Regions from separate parts of the Homo sapiens genome. Here region 1 is linked to region 2. Evidence: read pairs that join two places in POLR2A ChIA-PET (ENCODE). Cell type or tissue: Panc1. All regions are shown on one strand. Each heading gives the region's core, and the rest is flanking DNA. Links, peaks and the distances in the headings are about the cores only.

The links. ChIA-PET counts read pairs that join two places held together with the same protein. Peaks named below come from ENCODE experiments on the same cell type or tissue, not always from the same donor. Only the 100,000 strongest peaks of a DNase experiment are listed, where the experiment ranks them.
Region 1: POLR2A ChIA-PET joins it to region 2 with 20 read pairs; 2 of 35 experiments call an interaction of 5 or more read pairs at or near these places.

The regions. Positions count from the first base shown.
Region 1 is chr7:28,802,025-28,812,198 of GRCh38, reverse strand. CREB5 (cAMP responsive element binding protein 5) reads right to left here. Exons shown (of 11, transcript NM_182898.4): 8 at 7,677-8,000; 9 at 2,785-3,012. Among named protein-coding and RNA genes, the nearest start is that of TRIL, 150 kb to the left of the region's middle. In Panc1, for the core only: no CTCF peak of the experiment used is centred there; a DNase peak (open chromatin) is centred at 5,162.
Region 2 is chr7:28,871,520-28,881,693 of GRCh38, reverse strand. No RefSeq gene overlaps it. Among named protein-coding and RNA genes, the nearest start is that of TRIL, 82 kb to the left of the region's middle. In Panc1, for the core only: no CTCF peak of the experiment used is centred there; no DNase peak of the experiment used is centred there; H3K27me3 peaks cover 612 bases.

The sequences.
Region 1 (10,174 bases), core at 3,217-8,216, 71 kb after region 2:
GCTGGCTATTTTTGGCTCCTTCATCTAAGCAGTGGTTTACAACTAAGGCTGACTTTGCCACCCAACCTCCCTTCCCAACCACCACCAGGGGACATTTGGCAATGTCTGGAGACTCTTTGGTTGTCATAGTTGGAAGATGTGCTCCTGACATATAGTGGGTAAAGGCCAAGGATGCTGCTAAATAGCCTGCAATGCACAGGGCACAACAAAGAATGATCAAGCCCGGAAGTCAATAGGGCCAAGATTGAGAAAACCTACATGTTTGCATCATCCTTCTGCAGACCTCAGAGATGGTGGCAAATTCCTGGGATTCCCCCCACTTCAGTTATTGCAGAACCACTGCGGTAATATTTACTAGGTTCACATATACAAGAACTTTTATTTACTTAACATGTTTGTGCAAATTAACTCAATTTTGAATGATTTAGCCTTCTTACTAATATCTTTGAAACTGCAGATTTGATCTTCTAATTATATTTTTCAATACACATCAAAATTAAAATATGATTATTAATGTTAAAAATGCTTGGCTGGGCATAGTGGCTCACACCTATAATCCCAACACTTTTGTAGGCCGAGGTGGGAGGGTTGCTTGAGCCTGGGAGTTTGAGACCAGCCTGGGCAAGATAATAAGACCTTGTCTCTAGAGAAAAAAAATTAGCCAGGCATGGCGGTGTGCACCTTGGGAGGCTGAGGTGGGAGGAACACTTGAGTCCAGGAGGTCAAGGTTGCAGTAAGCTGCCCTCCAGCCTGGGCAATGGAGTGAGGTCTGTCTTTTTTGAGACAAGTCTCAAAAAAGAAAAATGCTTAACCACATTCTACCTAAAAGTTTTTCAGATACTACTGTGCCTGTCAGATTCTACAAGTGGCTTTAAAGGTGGTTGAGTCCAGCCATTTCTCTGGTGGCTTGACTCCCTGCAATCACATCCTTGCCAAGTGGTCAAGCAGCCAATTCTTAGACACTCCAGCTATGAGGAATTCATTCATTTATTTAACAAATGGTTACTGAGTGTAGACACTATACTATAAACAGGGGAACCCATTCATTTATTCAACAAATAAGTTACTGAGTGTAGACACTACACTATAAACAGCAGATAGATAGATAGTGGGCGGAGGGAGTAGTAAGAGACAGTCCCAATCTTCCCGCGGCATACAAGTTAGTGGGGGAATCATTATCTTATTTTCCTCACATCTGCTATATGTTTCCCAGTTTCTTTCTCATCATGTCTATCACAAAAAGAATGACACATTTAGGGGGAAAAATGAACATCCATAAATTATGAAATTCAGGCCCTCATACAACACATGCTTTCCTTATATACTTTCAATTTGTACACTGGAAACCCCAAGCCATCTCCATTTAATGAAACTGGATATGCAAAGGCTTTGGGGTTTGGCACCCTAACTGTTCCTTTCTAAGGATGCACAGAGAACTAGGTGTGGGAAGAAGATAAAAGTGACCTACCAATGCCTAGTCATTAACTCTTTTTATTTATTTTTTTGAGACAGTCTCACCCTGTTGCCCAGGCTGGAGTACCGTGGTGCGATCTTGGCTCACTACAGCCTCTCCCTCCTGCATTCAAGCCATTCTCCTGCTTCAGCCTCCTGAGTAGCTGGGACTACAGGAATGCACCACCACACCTGGCAATTTTTTTTTGTGTTTTTAGTAGAGACGGGGTTTCTGCACCTTGGCCAGGCTGGTCTCAAACTCCTGACCTCAAGTGATCCAGCCACCTCCCAAAGTGATCAGCCTCCCAGAGTGCTGGGATTACAGGTGTAGGCCACTGCGCCCGGACCCCATGAACTCTTAAAATGCAGTCTCACTATGTAGGGTAATTTCCTCCCTGCCCCACTCTCTTTGGCCATTCTCTCAGCTTCTGGAAGCACTGGAGTATAATCCACAACTCTTAATGCTATCCCTGGACTGTGGGTTGCATACATGTCTATTTACTTGCCTTTTTTTTTTTCTGCTGATAAATAGTGCACATATTTTTAACATTAGAACAAATGCTCTGAACTGCATCATTATAATCTATAAAGTCTATTGGAGAAGCCTGGGTACTAGAGTTCCTTCCTTTCCTCTTAGACACTCCCAGACACTTCTGGGCCTCATTATAAAATCTCCCCAGTTAAGACATTCATAAAAAGCAAAAATTAAGCAAGATTCAAATCTTGGTGAGTTGGCAAATGAGATGAAAACATGCCTTTTCTTTCAGAGCTACATAATGACCATCAACCTTTCTTTCTTCCATGAAACAAAAATAGAGATAATCAAGTATAAGCCAAGGCAACCCCCTCAACCTAGTGAATATAATTAATGAAAAGCTCCTTTTCAGCTGAAGGTTTGTTATGGGCCAGGCACTGGGCAACTGCTTTGGAGACATTAGTTTGTTTATTGCTCCTAACGTAACAACTCTATAAAGTTATTATTCCCATTCTGTAGAGGAAGAAACTGAGAGCCAGAGAGTTAAGCCTAGCAAGTAATTGCTGAACCATGGTTTGGATCTCTGTCGGATTAAAGCCTGTTCTCCCACCCCTACAACTTAGTGGGGTAGGTCCCCCCTTCTCAGAGCTTTGTGGGCAAATTGATTGAAAACTGAATGGTTAATTTTGTTTTGCAGGGTGTCCTGGAATTAATAAAACTCGAGGAGTGGGGCTGCGGCTCCTCTGTGGACTAAGTGTGTGGTATCACTGCTTAGGTCAACAAGTGCCTGTCAGGGCCGGAAATGCCCGTGGAGCAGAGGGCCTTTGAGTCGCGGGGAAAGACACCGTGGGCTGCACCTGAAGCTGCATGTTTGTCTGGGTGAGTTCTTCTGCTTTCTTTTCCAATGACATCACCCAGACCTTCCTCTTCTGTCTGCAGCGGGTGGCAGCTGCCCGGTTCCGTTCCAGAAATTTCCGCCGCCTCTCGTCCGGATCCTCGTCTACCACCCTTCGCCGGCGCCCCCCTGTGGGCTGGGGTGGCTGTATTGTCTGGGTTGGCTGCATCTGTTGTGTTGCTGGTGAAACCTGCTGGGCCAGAGAGGGAGGAGGTGATGGGGATAGGGAAGGACGTGGTTAGGTAAGGGAAGAAACCCAAGCTGATGTTAAAAAGCAAAGCACAGAAAGTCTATCGTTTCAGTCAGCATATGAGACTTGCCTCCTATGAATGAAACAGACGATGAAATCACACTCATGAAAGAAAAGGAAAAGCATCACTGACCTATATTCTATGATGTGTTGGCAAGATATAGGAATGACTCGTGAAAAGATGTAGTCAGATGGATTTTTCCCTGACAGGCATTTGGCCGAATCATGGTAGAGGAAACATTTATTTTTCTCCTTCAACTATTAAAAATGTTTTACTGACGGTGTGTTTAAAAACTTTAAAGTAAGGGCCAGGTGTGGCGGGAGGATCACTTGAGGCCAGGAGTTTGAGACCAGCCTAGGTAACATAGCAAGACCCTGTCTCTACAAAAAAAAAAAAAAAAAAAAAAAAAAAAAGGAAAAATTGGCCAGGCATGGTGGCGCATGCCTGTAGTCCTAGCTACTCAGGAGGCTGAGGTGGGAGGCTTGCTTGAGCCCAGGAGGTTGAGGTTGCCATGAGCTATGATCGTGCCACTGCACTCCAGCCTGGGCAACAGAGCAAGACCTTGTCTCTAAAACAAAAACAAAAACAAATGAACAACTTTAAAATAGCCAATGTATGGCTACAGGGTGAAAACAGAAAGGTCAGGGTTATTATCACAATATGGATGACTCATCTGTCATCTACAGAAAACCTCTGAGCAGGTTGTGGGCTCCTTTCATTCTAATAGTGGTAAAATTGTGTTCCTAACATACCTCTGGGACATCGTTGCCACTGTGACTCCTATGAAAAGAAGCCCATGAAGCCAGGAAAGCAGATGAAATCCTATTTTGACTATTACACAGTTCTTAATGCAGAGGACTAGCTGGACCTGCATACTCCAGCCGGGCCTGCCTGCCCCTCAGAGCGCTCACCAGGGTGAAAGGAGATCCAGGAGAGCTTTCTAGGTGATTGGGAAGCTGGGCCTTTGAAAGCATTAAATTGATGCCTGAAGCAGCACTGAGCCCTGTCACACTGTGTGTGTGTGAGATAGTGAGAGTTGCTTGTGCATTACCATACAGTTACATTAGAAGGAAATCCTGAGTGGCAAAGCACTTTATTAAAAAGTTTTACTATGCTTATAGAGTCCTTGCAAGGTCTGTGTGGGACTCAGCAACATCTAAGGCTTGGAGACCCCCACACATAGAGCTTTATTTCTATTCATAAGGCAGACACACAGCACCTTGTGAAATTTCTACACCTGACTCTTTTCTTTATATGTCTGGACACCTAATGCTTTCCCTCATGCACTTCACTCCTTCCTCCTTCTTCATTCTCAATAAAAGGTGTTTTTTTTTTTCCTCTCCCATTTCTTAGTCACTCAGGTTTATGACGGTAATACCTATAAAGTTGTTTTACAAGAGACATTTAACCTGCAGAAATAACAGGCCAAAAGTTTTAAAAATGAAGCTCAACAATCTTTTCTACCACATTGCAGCACTATGATTGAAATCAATCAGAATGACTGTAATTGCACTAATAATGGCTACTGGTTGACATCAGTTGACTGATGGTGATGTATTTTAATCCAAAACTCTATCAAACCATCTATGACTAACTGTAAAAGAATCAGGCCCAGGGTTGAGGTTGAACTGCATCTTAGTAATTTTATGCAAAGCAAAGACATTTTCTTTTTTTCTTGAGACGGAGTCTCTCTCTGTCGCCCAGCCTGGAGTGCAGTGGCGCGATTTCGGTTCACTGCAACCTTTGCTGCCCAGGTTCAAGCGATTCTCCTGCCTCAGCCTCCCAAGTAGCTGGGATTACAGGTGCCTGCCACCATGCCTGGCTAATTTTTGTAGTTTTTTAGTAGACACAGGGTTTCACCATCTTGGCCAGGCAGGTCTTGAACTCCTGACCTCGTGATCCACCCGCCTCAGCCTCCCAAAGTGCTGAGATTACAGGCGTGAGCCACCGCACCAGGCCAGCAAAGACATTTTCTAGAACTGTTTGTTTGTTGGTGACTCTTTTCCTCCCGATTATAGAGGAATAACAAAATAAATTAACTGTCTAAGGTCTTACTCATCAGAGTTGCTAGTGAAGGCGTCATCCTTGTTATTGGCAGGGGCTTAGCACTTGTCATTCCAGATGCTAATTCCTGAGCTAACTACTGCAAAGAAAAGCATTAAGAGGGAATGTGCTAACTGCTCGGATATTTTTGCCTTTAACTGTTTCCTTTTGTGAATTATAATCTCTTATTGCCAGCCCCAGACAAAACCCTCAAATAGGAAAAAATTGATTTTTAATCTCCATTGCAGGGACTTATCTTTCAATTCTGTATCCTCCTACCCTAAGTTTAATCAACCTGTAACCCATGATACTTTTCCTGTGCCTTCACCCAAAGGCATAAGTGACGTGGTTTCAGGTGTAATTAGGTTCAGGATTGATTAAGAGAAATTCCTTGAAACCAGCACTCTACAATCACATCCTTACATGCAGGAGGAGCACAAGAAGCCAGGAGAAAATGCAAATACAACCCTAAAACCAGAATTTGTATACCTGGTAATTATTGTCGCTTGTAATTTTATTTTTAAAGCAGAATTCTCTTGGCATAGATGCTCTGAAAATTTTGATCAAAAGTAATAAATTATAATTTCAAAAAGGCAGATTTTATTCCAAATCACCTTAGAATCTCAGAGTTCAAAGGATTCTATTCCTACTTTCAGATAATCATACAATTAAGCAAAATGGCAAGATCTCAGTAATCAGCCAAGTTAATACAATTTAAGAGTGGTATTTTGGGATACTGCCTAAATGATCTGGTTCAAATTTTAGCAAGACCAACCTGGGCTCTTTCTTTTTAGCATACAATTAAAAAAAGCAACTGTTCATAAAGCTAATTATAATAGCAATTAACTAATTGCATATACTATTGGCCACTTACTGACTTGAAACAGAGGGCAATTGGCTAATTGGTAATTAGCTAGTGAATGGCTTTTATATTCAAAGAATTGTTATATAACTTGCTCTGTGAAATAACTTGCCCATAAAGGCAACCAAACCTTGATGTTCTCGTTTCCTTATAAACTAAGTACAAATGTGAATCAATTTGCCCATCATTGACTTTGTAGTTTTTTTTTTTCTTTCTAAATACATGTTCTAGTATGGCGTTTGACTAAAAATGTGACTAAAAATGTTCTCTGGATAGCATTTGATTGCTATACAATTTGCTAAACTTCTACTGGTTTGGAATAACATATTTTGAACACTGTGTCAAGGGCTTTACAGAGATTCTCTTATTTAATACTCATAAGAGCCTAGGAGTTTAGTCTACTATTACCCAGCCCCATTTTACAGATGGGAAAACTGAGGGGTAGAGAGGTTGTTTCTGTTCACAATCACACAGTGAGGAAGGCAGGAAAAAAATTAAGGTTATCTCATTCTAATGCTCAATTCTTATTCACAATGTAGAACACCTCTAAGAACCTTGCAAAAGACAGTTTATCTAATGAATAGCTTCGAGAGTTGCTTGTGCCTGACCCATTCTGTGGATGGCTGTCCAGGTTTGGTGCATGTTAATGGAGGGGGGCTCAAGAGTTCAAAAAGCTGCCGGGTATAAAGTCACGTCTCCAGAGGCAGATGACAGAGGAGACAGTGAATAAGTGTTTTTTGGCGGTTCCATGCTTCCGACACCCTTCTGATTCAGCTGGTTGGAAGCTGGCAGTGTGGACTGGGTGGAAGGTATGGATGAAAGTCATTCTGCTTGAGGATCCAAAGTGTCTAGGCCCAGCCATGCTCCTGGACATGCCCTTCATCCACTTACTAAAACTCACTCCAGTACAGGACTCGCCTCTCTTCTTGGCCGTGGGTGACATAATGTCTGCCTGGTCCCCCAACCCTCTTTCAGTTTTGTCTAAATGCTGGCTTTCTTTGCAGCCACTCCTGGTGACTCTCACCCACTGGGATTTGGCCTTTCTCTTGGTCTGATCATCTACAGAACTTGGCTCTCTTTCTGTTCCCTCCAACGCATTTCTCATTCAGGGGGATGAGTCACCTCTCTTCACCATTTACACAGCACCTTACGCCCTAGCATCCATGATGGAGCTTCTTTGTCTGCCTTGAATTGTTACTCTTTAGATTTTTAACATTCACTGTTACTCAGAAGATTGCCTGTTGTATTTAACTTCCATTTTACAGGTGACAAAATTGAGTCTCTATGATGTTTTAAAACATAGCAGCTAGAACCAGGGTTAGAATTAACTCGTTTTTCTCATTCTTAATTCACATCTTTCTTCACAAGCTTAAGTTCTTCCTAATCCATTGATTCATATTACTTTTGAGAGGGGCTAACTTTCTGACACACTGCAAAAATAGATTTTGGAGAACTTAAAGTTTATGCTTGCCCTTAGAGACTAGACCTGATATTTTTTAGTGTATTATTTATAGAAATTATGATCTGGTAGGGTCTTATGGGTAAGGCTTGCCTCCTAGGAGATAAACAGAGCCCCTAGAATGTGAGATAGAACACCTGGGCTTGTCAAACAAGATTGCTGCAAATGACCCCAGCATTAGAGCTTGCACTGTTAAGAAGGAGAATAAGAAGGGGAAAGAGATCACGGAAAAGGTCTACCTGTGCTTGGTTGCCGGTGTGCAGGGGCGGATGTGGCGAGGTCTGGTGATGTGCTGGGTGTGCATGAAGGTGGGAATGGGAGTGGTGATGTGGATGGTTCTGCTGGTGATGGGGTTGAGGGTGAGGATGGTGTGCTGGGTGCTGGTGCTGGTGTGGGTAAGGGTGATGGGGTGGCAGTGTCTGGTGCTGATGCGGGTGCGAGTGCATGTGATGGTGTGGCGTCTGGTCCTGCCGGGAGCCCATCATCTCCATCATGTGTCCCATGGTGTTCATGTTCCCATTTGACATGGCAGCAGGGTGGTGAGTCAATGCAGCCTTCAACCTCTGAAACAGAACAAAAGGGAGGAGAGAGAACAACTGAAGTCAGTCATGTACATGATAGAGATTTAAAAGCAAAATGACTCACATTTTCAATTCTATATTTTACGATGCTATTGTTAATGTTTCCTACCAGTAGCTATCTTGCTACCAGTACAAGATAGCTTTTATATTAATTTCATATTTTCTTATATATCGTGGTCAGTAGGAGGGTCAATGTCAGCCAAATAGGTTAATTCAACTGTCAAAGCCAATGGGCAGGATATCCTATCAAGAATCATACATTCTACTAAAAGGTATTTCCTATTATCCAATCATGCATTATATCGTATCTACAACTGAATGCAAGCATACACCAAAGAGCACCATTCAATATGGTGATAGCACTGAACAAAGAGACTCCATCTGGTGTGCTACTGTATTTAATTTTTTTTTTTTTTTTTTTTTTTGAGATGGAGTCTTGCTCTGTCACTCAGGCTGGAGTGCAGTGGTGCGATCTCGGCTCACTGCAACCTCCGCCTCCCAGCTTCAAGCAATTCTCTGCCTCAGCCTTCTGAGTAGCTGGGATTACAGGCATCTGCCACCATGCCCAGCTAATTTTTGTATTTTTAGTAGAGATGGGGTTTCATCATCTTGGCCAGGCTGGTCTTGAACTCCTGACCTCGTGATCCATCTGCCTCGGCCTCCTAAAGTGCTGGGATTACAGGCGTGAGCCACCGTGCCCGGCCAGCCACTGTATCTTGTAAGAGTCACAAGAACAAATGCTCTTGCCTCTCAAAATATTTCTCAGACACAGAGAATAAATAATTTCAAATTTTAAAAAGTAGAGAGCTAATCTGATTTTAGGGCTTAAAATTAGAGTTAGTAATTTACAAGCTTCGGAGGTAATGTGTAGGTCTTTTCTGTTACCATGATTTTTCTTATGGTCCCTTCCAATACTCTTAATTTTTCTCACTCAATAGCTTTCTTTTGACTTTGAGAAGGGAGTGAGGAAAATAGAAGAATATGAAGTATTGCACCTCCTTTGATGGCCACATCAACTGGCCAGATGTATTTCTAACACAAAAGCATTATCCATTCATAAGCAGACATGCACACAAATAACTTGTACCTGAGTCTAAAGGAGGGGTCAGCAAACTTTTTCTATAAAGAGTCAGATAGTCAGTATTTTCTTCTCTTATCTTCTGTGTCACAACTACTCAACTCTGATACTGTGGTGCAAAAGCAGCTGCAGACAATGTATAAATGAATGAATCTGCTATGTTCTGATACAACTTCAGGGACAGGAAATCTGAATTTCATATAATTTTTACATGTCAGAAATGTTATTCTACTTTTGATTTTTTTCCCCAGTCACTTAAAACTTGAAAACCATTCTTAGCTCATACACTGGACAAAATTAGGCAGCGGGCCAGATTTGGCCCTTGGGCCATCATTTGCTAACCCCGTTCTAAAGATTCAGTTGATAATCAGCTTAGTCCCAGTTTCTTCAAAATTGTTTCTTCTGTGACACAGTCAATTATCATCATATCCCGAGGGGCATAATGTGCTAAGGACTGTATAATGCAGTTACTCGTTGGAAATATATCTTATGCAGAGATGATTGTCTAATTGGCAAGCTCCCATTGCCTTCATGAAGTATTTACCAGGGGACTGCAAGTTCTTTCCAGATTTGTGTTCTTATCTGATTCATGATAGTGGTGTATAATTGCTGGGCAAGGAAACAGTTGTATTTAAATGACGATCAAAGCTACTATGCTCTAACACTGTACAATATTAATGATTCTCAACCAGTTACATACACTATTGAAAAATACCAATTCAATTAATCAAAATCCTTAATTAAACATAAAGAGCCTCTACCTGCTAAGAAAAAAAATAAATAAAAAACAAGAGGAAAGGATGGTAGACTGTATGTTAATATGCGGTCATCATTTAAAATATTTTTGTCATCCCGATTCGGTAGCCACATAGTCTACTTCTCACCTCTTTCATGAGCAACAGATACTGCACAACAGCTACTGACCTTCATAATCCTGAAGAAGTTCAGCATCCTAAATGTCTGGGAAAGATTAGATGCTGGGTACTGTGTTTCCTCCTTTTTTTTTTTTTTTTTTTTTTTTTTTCAGATGGAGTCTCGCTGTGTCGCCAGGCTGGAGTGCAGTGGCAAGATCTCACTG
Region 2 (10,174 bases), core at 2,039-7,038:
AACACGAATATGCCACTCACACGAGACTTACCTTAGATATGAAGAAAATAGAAAAATTAAAAATAAAAAGGTGGAAAAACATATACAATGCACACATTAAGATAATGAAAACTAAGATAGTTATTCTGACGAAAAATGGACTTCAACACGAGATAGTACTAGAGATAAAGAGGAACATTTTATAAGGACAAAGATCTAGCAAATTCAATCCTGAATTTGTGTGAAATAAATAACATAGGCTTACACTGTAGAAAGAGAAAAAATTGGCTGGGTGTGGTGGCTTATGCCTGTAATCCCAGCACTTTGGGAGGTTAAGGCAGGTGGATCACAAGGTCAGGAGTTTGAGACCAGCCTGGCCAATATGGTGAAACTCCAACTCTACTAAAAATACAAAAATTAGCCAGGCGTGGTAGCAGGCGCCTGTAGTCCCAGCTACTCGGGAGGCTGAGGCAGGAGAATTGCTTGAATCCAGGAGGTGGAAGTTTCAGTAAGCTGAGATCGCTCCACTGTACTCCAGCCCGGGCGACAGAGTAAAACTCTGTCTCCAAAAAAAAAAAAAAAAAAAAAAAAAAAAAAAAAAGGAAAAAAATTAACAGAACTGAAAAATAGAAATAGCCATATCTACAATCATAGGTATAAATTTTAACAAATCCCTTTCAGAAACTGATAGGCAGAAAGAAAAGCATGGGCCCACCTCTTCCATAAAAATAGATTTTCAAAATCCTCAGCAAAATATCAGAAAATGATTCTTTGTGATCACTTTGGGTTTCTTCTGGGGATACAAGACCAGTATTTGAAAAACTATGTAATTCTTCACATTATCAGAATAAAGAAGAACACCCAAATGATCATCTCAATAGCTGCAGAAAAAATATTAGATAGAATAAGCCCCCATTCTTGATAAAAATTGTTAGCAAATGAGGAATGGAAGGAAACTTTGCAAATTTAATTAAGTGTATCTCCAAAAAAAAATCTAGCTCCAACTCCGTGTAGAAATATTGAAAGCTTTGGCTGGGCGTGGTGGCTCATGCCTGTAATCCCAGCACTTTGGGAAGCCGAGATGGGTGGATCACCTGAGGTTGGGAGTTCGAGACCAGCCTGACCAACATGGAGAAACCCTGTCTCTACTAAAAATACAAAATTAGCCAGACGTGGTGGTACATACCTGTAATCTTAGCTATTCAGGAGGCTGAGGCAGGAGAATCGTTTGAACCTGGAGGTAGAGAAAAAAGAAAAAAGAAATATTGAAAGCTTTCTCTGTGAGATTGCAAATGAAACAAGGACATCTGCTGTCACTGCTGTGTTCAACGTTGTACTGGGGAGGTCCAACCATGTGCAAGGCAGCGACTGCTGGAGCGCTCAGAAGCGGTGGAATCTCAGGAAAGGGTTGGCCCTTTGAATGGAGGAGCCTCAAATCCAGCAGCCTCTTTCTAGAGAGGTCTGTGGTCTCAACAGAGTTGCACTTAGAACCAACAAGCATGAGAAGGAGCCTTAGAGAATCTCTGATAATATCTAGGGTTGACAAGAAGCTTTGGGGACTCCTGAATGACCAGGAGAGAGAAAGGTGAGAAAATCCCGTCTCAGAGAGCTGAGAACATTCCTGAAGAACCTTAGTGGGTGTTAGAGGCATATAAATATTGAAGTAGAATTATGTACAGTATTGATGCTTCCTCAACTTTTAAGAACTATTTTTGTTTATTCTGTGAGATGTCCGGGCTTTCGTTGTACTCTACAGAGCAATGAATAATTTTTTAGTATTAGTACATCCTGAATATTGCATGGGATGTACTTATACTAAACAGCTGTTTCTTTGCAATTTATTTACCTGGGCATCGTGTATTTTATTTGCTAACTCTTGCAACTCTATTGATACAAGAATTATAAATAATATTGAAGAATTTTGATTATTATATAACTGCCATCCCTTATCAGTTGCATTTGCATTTATATCTATAAATACAGATCTAAAAATGTAAACATTATACTTATTTTCTTTTGGTAAAATTTCCTTCTAATTTATTGTGGCCAATGTGTCCCTAAATGCAGAGTTTGTGTTACTGGTAGACTGTTGAGTGGAGAGATTTTCCTAGGTTGCAGGGCACCAAGAAAAGTGTGATCTGAAAGGATATTTTACAAGTGGAGAGGGAAGAGAGTTTATGGGTGCTCTGGGAACCTGGGTAGAGAGGAGGGGAAGCTGGGAAACTGGGAGCACCCAACAAGCTTTAGAGAACGGATTTTGAGCTACTCTTAATTTGTAATCACAGCAAAAATCAAACTTCCTTTGTTTGCCTTTGCCCCCTGCTGGAGCTCATTAATTGTGATTGCTTTTGTCCACCTCAGCAAACACTAAAAGTGCTGTTCTATAGACACCCCCTTTTCCTGCTCTAGCCAAAATTACTGAAAAAATCATCCGCTATGATTTTAACACTTACATTTGTTATGGAAGAGGCTGTGGTTTCAATTCTGCTTTCTTTTCATTACATCACTTCTCTTGCCTGAATATATTTCCTGCCTGTATTTCAATTTTCTTTTCTTATCCATTTTATCCTTACTAACTATTGATTCCCTCTCTTGAACCATATTCATGTTCCCTCTAGTAGATAGTGATTTTTAAATATACATTGCCAATCTTTTCAACTTTAATATTTTTCACTAGCCAATTTTCAAAGTTCTTTAAAATATGCATTTCTATAGATACACATTTCACATGCCCAGGGCTACTTTTTATGCACTCTACCATGTACCTGACTGGACTGAGCATTATGTGTACTATATTCTCTTTCTGCACCTTCATAGAGAATATAAAACTCCATTCATAAACATGACTTACAATACATCCCGGGCACAACATTTAAGATTATTTGGTTTGTATGAATATATCTCTACTGAGGAAGTCCAAATAAACAGCCTAAGGAGTCAATGTCACCACTGAAAAGAATTTATTCAACATTCACTGCACAGAAAATGCTCAGAAGATTTGTGTTGTTTATACAGAATGAATTATAAAATGTGTGGTCCATAGAGAGCCAAGAGAGTTCATAGCAGAGTTCCTAGGACCCGCCTGAGAAAGCTTCCAGTTCATCCAGGCACCTTGTCTTAGCTTTATAAACATGAAGTTCTATATAAATAATACTGAAGAAATGCAAGACATGTTAGCATTAAAGCCCCTTCAGAATAAGCACAGAAGTTAACATCTTCACGTGCCTTTATTTTCTAATGGAGCAGAAAGTGTTGATCATTTTTTGCAAAATAGCTGATGTCTTGGAGCAAAAGCAGAAAACCAAATCACTACCTTCATCTGAATCACTGGGAAGTCTGAATTATCTGTGTTTTAAAGCAACAGTTCAATGACCTGATAATAGGGTATAAGCAACAGCTAAAGTAACTCGTGTGTATTTCCAATGGCAGCTACCTTAGACCAGTCGTAAGGGGCAGAAGTTAGATAATAGATATTATTTGTAAATAAACAGTGGACCTAAACCCTTAACATCTTTCTATCTCTCATTCTCTTAATTAGAATGTTTGAACCTCATTCTTTCCCTCAAAATCTAGTTGTAGCCCAGTTACCAGGAGAGCTACCAGATATCAAGACTTATTATAAAGCCAGAGTAATTGCGATGGTGTGGTTTTGGTGCAGGGAAAGACACACTGATCAATGCAACAGCATAGAGGGCCCAGCAATATCTCACACACGAGGCAATCTGATATGAGGAAGAGGTGGCATTGCAGATGACTAAGGAGGTGAGTGAGTGAGAGTGTCTCTCTCATTAAATATGTTGATTGAGATAACATATTTAATGAATCCCTGCTTCACATGACAGGCAAAAAAAAAAAAAAAAAAAAAAAAAAAAAAAAAAATCCCCAATAGATTGCACAAAGCAAAACTTCAAGACTTTTCGGAGACAAAGAGAATATCTTTATAAACTTGAGGAAGGAATAGATCCCTTAAAGAAGACACACACGCATACAAAGAAAAGTTTGATACATTTGACTACCTCAAGGCTGGGCATTTCTGTTTACCAAAGGTCACTCAAAAAGGAGTGGAAAGGTAAAGCCACTCAATGGGACAAGATATTCATATCACGCATAATTGGCAAGAGATTAATATTCAGTATTAATAGCAGACTATGATAAGTTGATAAGAAAGAAACTAACAGAAATTAGAAAATAAGCAAAAGAAATAAATAGTTCACTGAAGAGGAAACATACATGGTGAATTAAACTGTGAAAAGATGCTCAACCTTATCAGTAATCAGGGAAATACAAATAAAAACTATAATGGGATTTGTTTTATATCTTCTTGATTGGCAAACATTTAGAATTTTGGTAGTACACAGTGTTGATGAAACTGTGGTTCAGCAAAAACTCTCATCCTCTGCTAGTGGCTTTATAAACAGATACAACCACTATGGAATAAAATTTCAAGCGATAGTTGAAAACCTTATAACTCAGAAACTCCACTCTGAATTACATAGTCCAGAGAAACTCTTGGTCACTGTGTTCCTGGAGACACATAGAAGTTTGCTCAGAACAAAATTGTTCATAATAGCAAACACAGAACAGCCTAAATGTTTATGGACAAGAGAAGAAATACATACACTATGGTGTATTTCTAATAAAGCATATACTGGAGCAGTGAAAGTGAATGAAACTCAGCAGCTCCCAAACCACGAAAGAATTTCAGGAACATAATGATGACAAGGTGCCACGATATGCCATGACAGCACTTCTATAAAACTCAAATACGAGGAAAACTAGGCAACACATTGTTCAAGGCTATGTACATACAGGATGTAATATTTTTAAAAAACAGCAAGAGAGTAAGTGCAACATTATCATAGTAGTTTTCTTCAGGAAGGAGGCGGAGCATACCAGTAAATGTAATATAGTGGTTTAAGTTGAGTGACGAGGTCACAAGCTCATTTTATAATATTTTCAAAGTTTATATATGCTATATATATTCTCTTTCATGTATCAAATATTTCATTCATTCATTATCACCATCATCAGAGTCATCAAGGACTCTTGTAAGTTTCAGAGATTTTTTTTTTTTTTTTTGAGACAGAGTCTTGCCCTGTCACCCAGGCTGGAATGCAGTGGCACGAACTTGGCTCACTGCAACCGTCCACCCCCTGGCTTCAAGCAGTTCTTTTGCCTCAGTCTCCCTAGTAACTGGGATTACAGGTGTGCACTACCACACCCAGCTAATTTTTATATTTTTAGTAGAGACAGGGTTTCGCCATGTTGGCCAGGCTGGTCTCGCATTCGCTACCTCAAGTGATCCGCCCACCTTGGCCTCCGAAACGGCTGGGATTACAGGTGTGAGCCACTGCGCCCGGCCAGTTTCAGAGATATTATTCCAACTTCCTTAACCTTTGGAGATCTAGGCCACGAGAGCTTCACAGAAAGGTTAGCCTCCTTTCGTTCATTTTCTCAGAGGACTCCTTTCAGGGTCTATTTACTAAACCCTCCTCCTCCCTCCGCTCATTTTGCCAGTTTTCTGCTCTTCACTCTTCTCTAACCATTCCCCTGGACCCTTGGCCCAGACAGCCCTCTCAGGCTCAGGGATTCTCATGCACACACAAGCAAGTGGGCCATATCTAGTCTCCTACAACTTTAACCTCGATTCAAACCTTAAGTCCTGCTGGCCTGGGAGGGGTGATGGAAGAGCAGCACCCAAGTGTGGCAGCCTGAGAGCCATAGAAGCATTAACAGAGAGGCCAAGTGAATAATTCTGATGCTTGAACCAAAGGACTTGACCACTTACTAATTCATTTAGCTAATCCTTAGAGCTATATTCCTAGAGTACATACCTTATTTAGCCTAGGCTTGGGCAGATTCTGAAAATAAGTTGGGATAAGATGAATAAAAGTTTATTGTCATATAATGCATTATCTGAACTTGAATTCATAGTGCCAAGGCTCTGTGGATTATTTAAACAGCATAGATTAAATTTTTATTGCATATTCCCATGATGAATTTTACACATGGGTCGTGGTAGATGGAATAATGGCTTCCATTTCTTCTCCCTTTCTTGTATGCATAGTTTTTGCCTTGTTACTTTGCAGATTTCTCCTCTAGAGGTATACATCCCTGCCCTTTGATTTGGGTCCAGGCATGTGACTTGCTTTGGCCAATGAATATTGCAGGTGTGACACAAATGGAGGCATCACAGATATGCCACTGGTCCCAGTGGCTGGTCTCAGACAAATGAGAGCTCTACAGAGCAGACCTAATTTGGATCTGCAGCCTGAAGTCAAACACAAATGAGATCAGCAAAGCTATCCCAGCCAACCTGCAGATGCATTAGACTGAATACATGCTTGTTATTGTATCCTACTGAGTTTTGGGTGGTTGACACAGCATTGTTTTGACACCAGGTAACTGATACCCTGGTGTAAGAATTACCACAGCTTTTCAAGGGACATCAAGTATTACAGGGACTGCTCGGCAGTAATGACAGTTTTCACCAACACATCATTATCCTCTCTTATCACCATCATTATTAGGAAAGTGTCAAGGGTACAAACTTTTGGTCAAAGGGTACAGACTTTCAGTTATAAGATGAATAAGTTATAGAGATCAAATGTACAGCCTGGTAATTAGAGATAATATTATAATAGTGTTTTGTTTACTTAAAATTTGCTAAGAGAGTAGATCTTAAGTATTCTCACCAAATACGAGCACAGAAAAGGTAAGTAGATGAGGTTATGGGTAGGCTTGATTGTGGTAATCATCTCACAACATATACATATATCAAAACAGTACGTTGTACACTTTAAATATATGCACTTTTTATTTGTCAATTATATCCCAATAAAGCTGGGTTGGTAGGTGAGTGTCATTGCTGAGAACTCTGAAGCAGATTTTCTAAATTTGACTCCTGGCTCTCCTTCTTAATAACTGTGTAATCCTGGGCAAGTGACTGCTTTAAACCTTACTTTTCTTATCTTCTTACTGTGTCTACCTCTTGGGGCATTGGGGTATTCCCAATGCTTATTACCATACTAAAGGATCTGAGAAGTCCCACAATAAAGACAGCTTTAAATTTCTTTAATCTGGTTTAACTTTGAAATCCTTTGATTTGTAGAAAACTGTTCAATATCTCACGGGACCCACATCACTTGGGACGTGCTAGTGTGCAGCCGTTGAACAATGAATTTCAAATGTGGCTTAGTGTCAGCAACATAGTCAAATGCCCTCCATTGCAGGGGCCTTTGCCAGGTTCTAAAACATTTCCTTTCTAGCAACAATAAAATATCACTGCCCTTTTCTCATTTTCTGCTTGTATGATAATAATTAGCAAAGTCTTACCTTAACTCTCCAATTTTAAGCATTAAAACCTTTGGATAACTTCTCAAATGTAAGACAGAACTTGATCCATTTAAAAGTGGGAGATTAAAATTGAGATTATTTATATTGCCCACAGAATCACCAGTTTTTCATTATTTTTTCATGTCTATGTACACTGTTCCAAAAATGAAAACATCTCTGAGCTCTTGCCAAAGAACCAAATTCACATTTTCATCTGCCTGCTGAACAGTTTTACTAGCATCTGAAATTCAAAATGCACCAGTCATTAAATGAAACTATCCTTCTTAATTTATTCAGTGGGGTTAAGACAATACCACTCTCACGAGGACCCCAGTGGAAATCCCAGAGTTATTTGTTCTTTTTCATGTCATTCTGTTTCCCTAATCCCGAGCGTTGCTGGGTCTTATAGATTTTACCCCTGTTCTATCCTTTATATCAGTCACCTCTTTTTACTTCTGTTATGATACTCAGGATCAGGAGGTGGCAAACTCTTTATGGAAAGGGCCAGATCGCAGATATTTTGGGTTTTGTGGGTCCATATGGTCTTGATTGCAACCACTCATCTCTGCCATTGTAGCTTGAAAGTAGCCACGGATGAAATCTAAATGAATGGATATGGTTATGTTCCAGTAAAATTTTATTTACAAAAAAAAACCCCAGGCTAACTGAATTTGCCAACCACTGCTCTAGGTCACCCCTCTTTATCTCCACAACTAGAACTTATGTTTGTTTAGGGATTTATATGTGCGTGTGTGTGCGTGTGTGTGTGTGTGAGTGTGTGTGTGTATGTGTGTTAATGCTTTGCAAACTCCCACACATTGCACACTATAAATATTATTTTAGTTGGCAGAGAAAGAAAGTGAGATTTGGAGGAATTAAGTGACTTCCCAAAATCTCTCAGAGGAAGTGGCAGAGCCAGGATTCAAACCTGTTTTCTGCCTGAAAGCCTAACGCTCTGATGATGGAAATTATCTGGACCACTGTCTCCTCCATGGCCTCCTGGACTTTTGCTTCCATCCTCATTATTCAGCCTAATAGTATGACCACACCATTTTTCCAAGGCACAGCCTGCTTCATGTGATGCCTCTGCTTAAAGCCTTCAGTGGATCTTGATTTCTCCACTGTGTACAGACTCATCTAGTCTTCAAGACCTTCCACAGAACAGTAGAAACTGCTTTTCTGAAAATAACTACCTGGCTGTTGTGTTGAAATCCTACTTTGTACCCAAGGCCTACTTTATGCAGCACCTTTACTGTGAATAATTTTCTACCCAACTCTCATGAGTTGAGTTCTCACGGAAGCAATCTCTGAGCTAAAGTTTCACACTCAGGAATGCCCTTGGCTCAACACCTGTGGAAGAGAGAAGAAGAAAGCAGGAGCTACAATGAACCACAGATGCAGATGACACATGGGGAGATCGGGAGCTGGAGTGGTCCTTAAGAAGTGTCCCGAGTGAGCCTAGGTCATCAAGCCTTTTACTTCTGTATCAATCAGTCAGGGCTGTGGGCTTCTCAAGAAGGGGCATGACCTTGGACAAGGTGGCTCTCTGCAGATGGGACATTCCCTGAAGGGGCTGACAGCTAAAAGTCATATGCCCCAAGCACTCCCAGCAGCTGGGATGGGCACTTACTGAAAGGGGATTATCATAGCATCTACCATATCAATCATATGTTGGATTTCTTTATAATCCCTTGATTCAACATTTCTTACACAATTTCCTATAATCTACTTTGTATTACAGTTTTATATATACTTGCATTTCTATATTTCCATAACTCTATATCCCTTCTTTGTGAGCTCCCTCAAGGATGTGGTATAGAAAAATCATGGACTTGAGTCAGATATACCTGGGGTAACTGTCGGCTTTACCTCTTACTAGCTGTGTGAGCTTGGGCAAACCCCTTAACCTGACTGGGCTTCTGTTTCCTGATGTGGAAATCGTAGTACCTATTTCACAGAGTTGCCTTGAGAATAGCAGGAAGTGACAAATAGGAAATGCTCGGTTTCATAGGAATGCTTGATAAATATTAGTTTTCTTTTTCTTGAGGGAAGAGACTCATTTTGGTGTCCTCTGGAGCAATTGTCATAGCGTCATAAACATAAATAACACTTGATACATCTTTGTTGAATTAAATCTTTGAAAGCTTCTTTAAATTCATTCTGACTACTGGTATGAATTCCTCATGCATGAAGGGCATATCCATATTGGAGCTAACCTAGAGACTTTGGAAAGAGGAAGAAGTGAAAGAGAGTGAGAGATGGGGGTTAGGAGAGGGAAAGTAAAGGATCTTTTAAAATTTCTTTGTTTGTGTGGGCCTGAGTGTCTGTATATACATGAGACTATTGGGACCACTGAGTAAACACTTCATGAGTGTCTCTTGTTGAAAATCCATCACTTGAGAACTACAGGACAGCAACAGTCAAAAAAAATTAACCAGGGTCTTTGTTCTCATAGTTGGCAGTGCTAATGACAGTTCTGGCCCTTTCCTTGAGGCTGTAATCTCTTTTGCAGCAAACAGCAGTAAATGTCAACTCTGAAAGCCACCCAGTTTGACAACAAATGATTTAAACACTAAGGGTGACAAGAAGACTATATTTTATGGAGCCATTGGGCTGGCTTTGAGGACTTCCTTGCTGGCATTTTATATCAGATGGGCAAAAATGCCTAGAGTAGCAGATGGGGAGTGTCAGCCTGGGAGGTTTCTTTCTTTCTGTTTTTTTTTTTTCTTTTTTTTTTTTTAACTCTCAGCTTGCAATAAAGGGTAGAAACTGGAGCTGATTTGTTACTTTAAAAAAAGAAGAATTTTCGAAATTCTCACGGTCTGTATTAAGTGTAAATCGGTTATTCCAGAGAATGATA